Linked DNA regions of Homo sapiens: all the other regions are linked to region 1. Evidence: chromatin contacts called from ENCODE Hi-C or POLR2A ChIA-PET data. All regions are on one chromosome and are shown on one strand. Each heading gives the region's core, a stretch centred on a gene start or an enhancer-like site at or near the end of the contact. The rest is flanking DNA. Distances are from core to core; before and after follow the strand shown.

What was found. Hi-C counts contacts between places; a loop is a spot of excess contacts on that map. ChIA-PET counts read pairs that join two places held with the same protein, here RNA polymerase II (POLR2A). Pooled maps may share reads with other maps.
Region 2: a loop to region 1 is called in a pooled map, with 2.1 times the contacts of the local background. The contact joins the enhancer-like site here to the promoter of TULP3 in region 1. A Hi-C loop is called at or near these places in 3 of 50 pooled maps. POLR2A ChIA-PET finds 5 or more read pairs at or near these places in 6 of 52 experiments (A673, AG04449, H1 and 2 more).
Region 3: a map of CD8-positive, alpha-beta T cell shows a loop between it and region 1 (19-fold over the local background). The contact joins the promoter of ITFG2 here to the promoter of TULP3 in region 1. A Hi-C loop is called at or near these places in 13 of 168 maps with a recorded cell type or tissue (CD4-positive, alpha-beta T cell, CD4-positive, alpha-beta memory T cell, CD8-positive, alpha-beta T cell and 8 more), 23 of 37 single-sample maps with no recorded cell type and 26 of 50 pooled maps. POLR2A ChIA-PET finds 5 or more read pairs at or near these places in 10 of 52 experiments (CD4-positive, alpha-beta T cell, CD8-positive, alpha-beta T cell, Caco-2 and 7 more).

Annotation. Positions count from the first base shown.
Region 1 is chr12:2,889,537-2,892,195 of GRCh38, forward strand. TULP3 (TUB like protein 3) reads left to right here and starts at 1,355. Exons shown (of 11, transcript NM_003324.5): 1 at 1,355-1,452. The coding sequence starts at 1,412. RefSeq lists an enhancer at 751-930 and a silencer at 1,201-1,250.
Region 2 is chr12:2,998,249-3,000,907 of GRCh38, forward strand. All of the region lies in intron 3 of TEAD4 (TEA domain transcription factor 4), which reads left to right. Among named protein-coding and RNA genes, the nearest start is that of TEAD4, 40 kb to the left of the region's middle. RefSeq lists a silencer at 975-1,269. Within about 2 kb of position 1,323, at least 11 of the 41 ENCODE cell types and tissues checked have a DNase peak (open chromatin) inside an H3K27ac peak, as active enhancers do.
Region 3 is chr12:2,811,259-2,813,917 of GRCh38, forward strand. It overlaps ITFG2 (integrin alpha FG-GAP repeat containing 2), which reads left to right and starts at 1,410. Exons shown (of 12, transcript NM_018463.4): 1 at 1,410-1,598. The coding sequence starts at 1,503. ITFG2-AS1 (ITFG2 antisense RNA 1) reads right to left here and starts at 1,666. Exons shown (of 4, transcript NR_146317.1): 1 at 1,304-1,666. RefSeq lists enhancers at 957-1,706, 1,437-1,686 and a silencer at 1,237-1,326.

The DNA.
Region 1 (2,659 bases), core at 105-2,604:
TACTGTGTCAGGTCCAGCCCCAACTAGATCAAGCAGGGATTACTGTATATTTTACAGATGGGAGTTTGATGCAGAGAATGAACCATGCACAGGTCACACAGTGAGTGCACGCTGACCCAGGCAGTGTAACGGTCCACTCTCAGCGTGTGCCTCCTAAAGTACTAACTTGTAGGTTCAAAACCAATGTGGAAACAACTTTGACCTTAGAACGCCATAAAGCCATTTGTGCAGTGACTTGTCAGGACTCAGGATGTTTTGTAGGGACTATAATGTGCATGTCGGTAGGGAGAAAGGGACTGACATTTGGGGACGGGATTTATTGGAGACAAGAGTACACATTTAGACAGGGGCTCTCACGGTGGGCTATGGATGTTTGAGGAAGGCCCACAGGAGGTAGAAAGGTAGATGGAAAGAGTCTCCAGGACGGGCCCACGCCTGTAATCCCAGCACTTTCGGAGGCTGAGGCGGGTGGATCATTTGAGGTCGGGAGTTAAGAGGCCAGTCTGGCCAACATGGTGAAACCCTATCTCTACTAAAAATACGAAAAATAGCCAGGCAGTAGTGGCCCCTGCCTGTAATCCCAGCTACTCCACAGGCTGAGGCAGGAGAATCGCTTGAGCCTGGGAGGCGGAGGTTGCGGTGAGCTGAGACCGGGCCACTGCACTGCAGTCTGGGCGAGAGAGAAACCCTGTCTCAAAAAATTAAAGTCTCTGGATTCCCTCGTGTGCTTTAGGGGAGTCTGTAGAGCAGGTCTAGGAATGACCTAAAAGCTTGGGCTGGAGTAGGGGAAGCTTAAGTTCTGTGCAGTTGAAGTTCAAGGCCAGCCTATGGAAGATGCGTTTCACTGGGAGTGACTGATGGAGTGGAGAGGGTACCAGAGGGGGTCCACGAAGGCCGCTGGTATCAGGGCAGGGGCCAGAATGGGAAGCGGCAGAGGTCTGTACATCCTCACAGGGCAGACCTCGGGAAGCGCTCTGGGTGGGCTCGGTAAAAATGGCGGGGGTGCGAGGAGCCGTTGCGTGCGTGGCGGTTGGTGCGGTATAGGAGACTCCTCTGACCGGACTCGCCTGCTGGCCGCGCGGCGGGCGAGGCCCAGGCAAAAACAAAGTCTTCCCGCTCAGTACCGGCCCCGCGAGGCGCTCCAGAGGACCAAGCCTTAGCTCGCGTCACCCCACCCCCGCGCAGGCGCGTTTAACTCCCGCTCGCCTCCCGCCCCTTAGCAACCCTCCCGCATCGTTGGGCCCCGGCAATAGCCAATGAGACAGGAGCCACGAGAACACGGACCAATCGGCGGCGGCGACAGTGTGGAACGCGGTTGCCAGGAGGCGGGACGCGGCGGCGTGCCAGCCTAGCCACTCTAGCGACGGCGGGGAAGAGTGTGTACGTGGTGGGGGCTTCCTCGGTGGCGGGCATGGAGGCTTCGCGCTGCCGGCTCAGTCCCAGCGGCGACAGGTCAGACAGGGCCGTGGCAGGTCTCCTCCTGAGCGAGGCGGAGGGGCGAAGCGAGAAGGCGGAGGTCCTCTCCGGGAGCCCTGCGGGGAGAGGGCGGGACTCGGGACTTGGCGACTCAGGGAGGGACTGGTTTCGGCGGCGGGAGGCGACCCCCTCGCCCTACTCCCGTGTGGGGACCCCTTTCTCAAGTGGAGCGGCGGCACTACATCCCGCGCCGTGGGCAGAGACCTTTGGTTCAGGTCCCTGCTTAGGAACTTCTGGAGTTTTCGTGACGGGCTCCCTCGGCCCCTCTGGGCCTCGGGTTTCCCTCGGGGGAGAGGCGCTGGCCCCGCTCAGCTCCCACTGCCCGGCGGTGTCACAGCCGAGAGGGGACCCAGCCCCTCCCGGGAGGCGGTGCGGGTGATGTTTAGTAGCTTGTTCTGACGCCGCTGCTTCGGACGGGTAAAGCTGAATTCTGGAGCAGAGTCCGAGGAGCGGAAACGCGAAACTTCTTTTTCCTCTCTGCTTTCCAGTGTTTGTCCCTGATTCGGGATGGTCTGACTGATTTGCCAGTGGGCCACACCCCTTGTTTGTGCGCCTCTTTCTCTGCCAGAGGGAGAGCCTCGGAAAAAAAAGGATCCAAAATCTCAGCGTGTCACTTTCTTGTTCGCTAGGTTAATGAGAAGTTAATGGGAAGCCGTTTGAAATCATTGGTTAGAAACTTTGGCGTCATCTGAGGATTTAAGCCCTACACGCCAACTGTATACCCCGCTTTTTATTCCATTACCAAGACAAAGATTTGGGGCCAGGCGCCTTGGAACACGTCTATTATCCCCAGCACTTTGGGAGGCCAAGGCAGGAGGATCGCTTGGTCTCAGGAGTTCGAGACCAGCCTGGACAAGATAGCGAGACCCCCATCTCTAGAAAAAAATAAAATAAAATAAAATCAATCAGTCAATCAATTAAAATTTGGCCGGACACGGTGGTGCGCGCCTGTAGTTCCAGCGACTCGAGAGACTGAGGAGGGAGGATTCCTTGAGCCCAGGAGTTCCAAACTCCTGTGTTGGGCCACTGAGCTCGCTAGCCTGGGCAACGCAGTGACATCCTGTCACCTTAAAAAAAAAATGATTTGACGTGTAAGTATTTAGTTTGATATTTCCACTAGTAGATATTTAAACAATTTTAAACCATTTTTAAAAATTGTCACAAAGTTGTTGGGGGTAAAGAA
Region 2 (2,659 bases), core at 73-2,572, 110 kb after region 1:
ACATTTGGGTGGATGCTTAGTTTTATTTAGTTGTTATAGGTAGATATTTCTGTCCCTGCTTCACATATAAAGATACTGGGGTTAAGAGACCGTGACCAACCCTGGGGAAGCGCCGGGCTGTGGATCTCTGGCAGGACTTGGGTTGGAATTCTCTTTGGCAGGAGGGAAGCCACTGACTCAGGGAAGCAGACTGAAAATGGTTTGGCAAACTGTCCTGGCCGTGTTGGCATCTCGGATGCTGCTCCTCCCCTGTGCTGAGACCCAGGGAGGGGCATGGGATGGGGACGCTCGGGAGGGCCTGGAGGAAGAGTGAGGAGAGGCAGAGGTGCTGCTTCACTGTGCTTCATAACACGTCAGCGCTCCCAGCATCCTGGGCATCTGTGATCTTTCGGTCCTTTCAACGGTCCCTTCAAGGAGGGAGGAATGGCACCTCTGCTTGCAGATGCAGAAATGGAAATTCAGGGAAGCCAAGAGTTTCTCCCAGTCTCTCAAGTTGGAAGTGGAGAGTGGGGCTTTAACCCAGTTCTCCTGCCTCCGAGCTTGGCGTTCCTCTGTCAGCTGAATGGCCTTGCTCCTCCACTGCCTGGCCCTGGCTCCAGGTGGGTCAGGCCCTGGGCAGGGCCCTGGAGGCTGTACTGCAGGCTCTGACAACCGCCCAGCCCCCACAGCACCTGTCCTGCATGAGAATAGGTTCTGCTGGGATCCAGACACCCGCTCACCCCGTCTCTTCTTACCAGTCCCGGGGGCCGAGCCAAGGCAGGACTGCGTGGGGACTGATGGAGGGCTCTCAGCAGGCAGTGCTGACCAGCCCGGCTGGGAGCTATAGATAGCTCTGAGCTCACCCCCAGTGTGTGGGATGGGCCCTCTGGGAGGCGGAATGGGAGGCCGAGCTGAGAGCTGACTCAGACCTCAGCTCACCGTGGCTGCTCCCCTCCTGTCTTCTCATCTTCCCTTGGGGCATCTGCGCTTCCCATCCTCTGTGTACCCCAGCCCCATTCTGAGCCCCCAGCTGCTTCTAGCATCCCCAGAGCTCTGGTCTTTTCTCCCCCCTCACTTCCCTGCATCCAAAGGCCACCAGCCCCTTTCCAAGTGGGCCGGCCCGGTGGGGTATGGGGTGGGGCTAAGAGGATGATTCCCGACCTGGGGACCCGGCCTTAGCTGTTTGAGGACAGGGGTTAGGCCTGCTCCGAGCTCCGCCCACGGAACATCCAGCATAGGACACGCTGACCAAGGCCAGGCAGACATGCAGATGACATGCAAAGCAGCACGGCAGATTAACACCTGCTATTTCTGAGCTGAGTCTCCCACGCTTGTTGGCTCCAGCCCTCCCCTTGAGCACCTCTTACCCTCCTGGGCCGGCTCCCGAGCCCGGGGTGCTTGCCTTCTCCTGCTCACGGCCGCTTTCATTTCTGCCCTGTCACTGTGTGACCCTCCCCCTGGCACAGCCAACGCTGGCCACCCTGACCTCCTTTGGCCAGGCTCACAGTCGGCCTAGCCTAGCGTGCAGGTGGTGGGATTCGAACAACTTCTCGCCCCCTTCTGCCTGCTCCCCGCCTTCCCCGCTCCTCACACTCAGTGCTGGCCGGGTGGGCTCGTGTCCCGCCTCCTGCTCTCTGGAGGGCTGTGGCTGGCTCTGGGGTTCCCTCTGCATTCATCCCTTTCTGCCTCCTGTGCTTCTCACCTTCCTGAGGTTGCTCTTGACTTTCCCGAGTCTTCCTGCCTCTTTTCCCTGCCTCTCTCTCTGCTTCTCCCCTCCTGTGTCCCAGGTGGGCCATCCTATTAGCAGCCCGTCAGTTCTCATTAAGTGACCACCCCACACTGGGCAGGCCGGGCTGAGGCCGTGTGGTCTCTGCTCTCCACAACTTCATGGTCTAATGAGAGGGGCAGGAAAAACTTCTCTGGACAGTTAGCCACCCAAGCAGACACTGGGGTTGTCCACAGCCGATATTAACCAGATTTATCTTGGGAGTTTTCCTGAAGGAAGCAGAGCTGAGGGTGAGTGCTTGTCTTGGTCTGTTTTCTGTTGTTGATAACAGAATACCTGAAACTGGGTAATTTATAAAGAAGGAGTTTATTCCTTACAGTTACAGAGGCTGGGAAGTCCAAGGTTGAGGGGCTGCATCTGTGAGGGCCTTCGTGCTGGAGGGAACTCTGCAGAGTCCCGAGGTGGTGCAGGCATCCCGTGGCGAAGGGGCCGAGTGTGCTTGTTCAGGCCTTTTCTTCCTCGGAGACAGCCCCCAGTCCCACTCCTGCGCTCTGTTAGCTCATTAATCCCTGCGTGGATTAATCCATCGTGAAGGCAGTGCCTTCAGGGCCGTATCACTCCTTAAAGGCCCACCTGTCCATACTGCCACATGGGGGATTACATTTCAACATGAATTTTGGAGGGGACTAATATTCAAACCATAGCAGTGCTCCAGGCAAGGGGGTGGAGAGATTGTGAGCATCAGTCTAGAGGCGAGACTTCACATGGTGGGTTTGGGGGACCCTGGTGGAGGATCTGGGCAAAGCACTGTTGGTTCGTCAGACTGTCAGAGGTGAAGGGATTCCCTCGTTTTCTGGATGAGTCACACAGCTAATAAGAGGCAGAACCGGGACCAGACTCAGCCTGAGTTTGGGACTAGATAGAGCACGTCGAGGGTCTTTTCACAAAGGTGAT
Region 3 (2,659 bases), core at 160-2,659, 78 kb before region 1:
GAGATCGCACCACTGCACTCCAGCCTGGGTGACAGAGCGAGACTCCGTCTCAAAAAAAAAAAAAATTAAATTAAATTAAATTAAAAATTAGCTGGGCGTGGTGGCGCTCGCCTGTAGTCTCAGCTACTCGGGAGGCTGAGGCAGGAGAACTGCTTGAACCTGGGAGGCAGAGGTTGCAGTGAGCCGAGATTGCGCCACTGCACTACAGCCTGGGCAACAGAGCGAGACTCTGTCTCAAAAAAAAATAAAAATAAAAATAAAAAAAAAAAAGATAAAAAGGAACAGCCCCTGGTCCAAAATCCCAGATAAGGTAGAATCATTTTTTTTTTTTTTTTGAAACACCAAGTGCGAGTCAGCCTGGGTTTTTAGACCTAAATCTAAAAATGTATTGAACACCTGTATGATTTCATAAATATTGCCCTGATTGACGAGGCACCCCAAAGAAAGGCAGAACTGGATTCAACATGGAAAGAAAGTATCCCAAGAAGCCAGCCATGAGAGTGACAGTCCCATCTGTGCTACAAGAGTAAGGCTACTGAGGTTGAGATGCAAGAGCTTTGTGCTGGGGGGCCACAAGACAGAGCAGATCCGGAATCCAGGCAACCTTCACTTCCAGCCTGAAGACTCTCCTACGAACTATGATAGTAAATGATGGAGAGGCCCTAGGGTTTGGGATCAAACAATTCTGGTTTGAGCACGCACCCCGCCCCACAATCCTTCCTTCTGCCATTTTACTTAATCTTGCTGAACCTGTTTTCCTCAGCCAAAAAAAAAAAAAGCTCGCATAGTGGCTGAACTAATTATGTGAAATATGTGAAATGTGCTTTGCAGCAGGTGGCTTTTAAACTATTGACCAGAAAACACATACACTGAAAAAAAAAATTTTTTTTACATTATAAGCCAGTATACACATATAAGTATATACAATTGAAACAAGAGTTTCACAAAAACTGTACTTACCTTACTACCTGGGAGTCACTTGGTATATTACTATTGTATTTAATTTTTTATATGCTGATTGCAACTCACTACATTGTTTTCACTCCTAATGGGTAGTTTTTTAAAAACACTTTTCAAAACCATGCAATTATCAGTTATTACGAAGATTAGTAAGATTCTCAGGAATGGTCTGATGGCTAGGAATCTTCATTGCCAGGGAAACAAAGGAAAAAGGTCAAGGTTATTAGGTCAAGCCCTTGGGAGCCCTGTTGCCAAGGGAACAGATCGACCCCCGTCAGGGTTGGTTTACCCACGGTCTGCAGCCCTGTGGAGAAAAGGAGTGGCCCGTGGGCCTGTCACTCACATCAGAGTTGGGAAGCCCGCCTCCAAGCCCGGAAGACCCGCCTCCTCTGTAAGGTTAAAGGAGGAAGAGGCAGAGATTGGAGGTTCAGGCAGTGACGTAACTTGCTGCCTTAGGTGGCCTTCCGCTCTGGCGGCTGTCGCGACGGGGGTTCAGGGAATATTTACTGGGCCTCTCCGCTCCCTCTGCTCTTGGAGGTGCCATGAGGTCAGTTAGCTACGTGCAGCGCGTGGCGCTGGAGTTCAGCGGGAGCCTCTTCCCGCACGCAATCTGCCTCGGAGACGTTGATAACGATACGGTAGGTGCATGCGCACCGCAAGAGACAGCCTGGATCTGTGCAGGGACGGGGCAAGGGAAGTGGAAGAGGCCGCCCGAGCGTGCCACGTGAGCGTGAGCATGCGCGCTGTGGCTAGTTTGGAGCGCTAGAGAGAAAAACTTTATTGATAGCTTCAGTGTTCGTGGTTGGTTTTGTTCCTTGGGAGGTTTTGTTTGTTTTTTGAGACAGGCTCCGTCTGTCACCCAGGCTGGAGTGCAGTGGCTTGATTTCGGCTCACCGCAACCTCTGCCTCCCGGGCTCGAGCGATTCTCCTACCTCAGCCTCCCAAGGGGCTGGGATTACAGGCGCCCGCCACCACGCCCGACTAATTTTTGTGTTTTTAGTAGAGGTGGGGTTTCACCATGTTGGCCCAAAGTGCTGGGACTACAGGCCTGAGCCATCGTGCCCAGCCCTTCTCGTTTTTTAAATAAATTACCACAGGTCAAGCAGGTAAAACAATGCCTGGCACACAGTTTAGTGCTCACTTAAGTGTTAGTGGTGGTGGTGGTGGTGTTAGTATTTTATTCTGTTTTTCTGCAAATCTTTACTGAACTGCTCATTATGCACCAAGGACTCTGCTACATTCTAGGAATTCAAAAATGAACGAGAGAGTTCCAGTCCTCAGATAGCTCATAATCAAGCTGTGTAATAGTCACCGGATAATAAAATGTAATGAGATGCATTGACTAAAGTATGGAGAGGATTCTCCGGTGGAGCATTAAAGGGAATAGTGTCTGATGCTCTTTTTTTTGCAGACTTTATCTTTTCATTTATCATCTATTTCATAGTTCTAATGCAAAGCACTGTATTGCCCCCTTCTACCCTCTGCCCTATCTTCCTACTCGGCCTCCCTGCTTCACAGTTCCTTAACTGTCCTGTACTTATTTCCCACCGCCCCCTAGTGCTGTGATGCAGAAGGTATCTTATGAGGCCTTTTTTGGCTCTACCCTCTCTGGGGAGGAAAGAGTTATTCTCATAAATTTGTGTTATGTTTTCTGGGCTTTCGTGTTTCTTCATGAACTGCCAAGCAGTCCAATTTTATG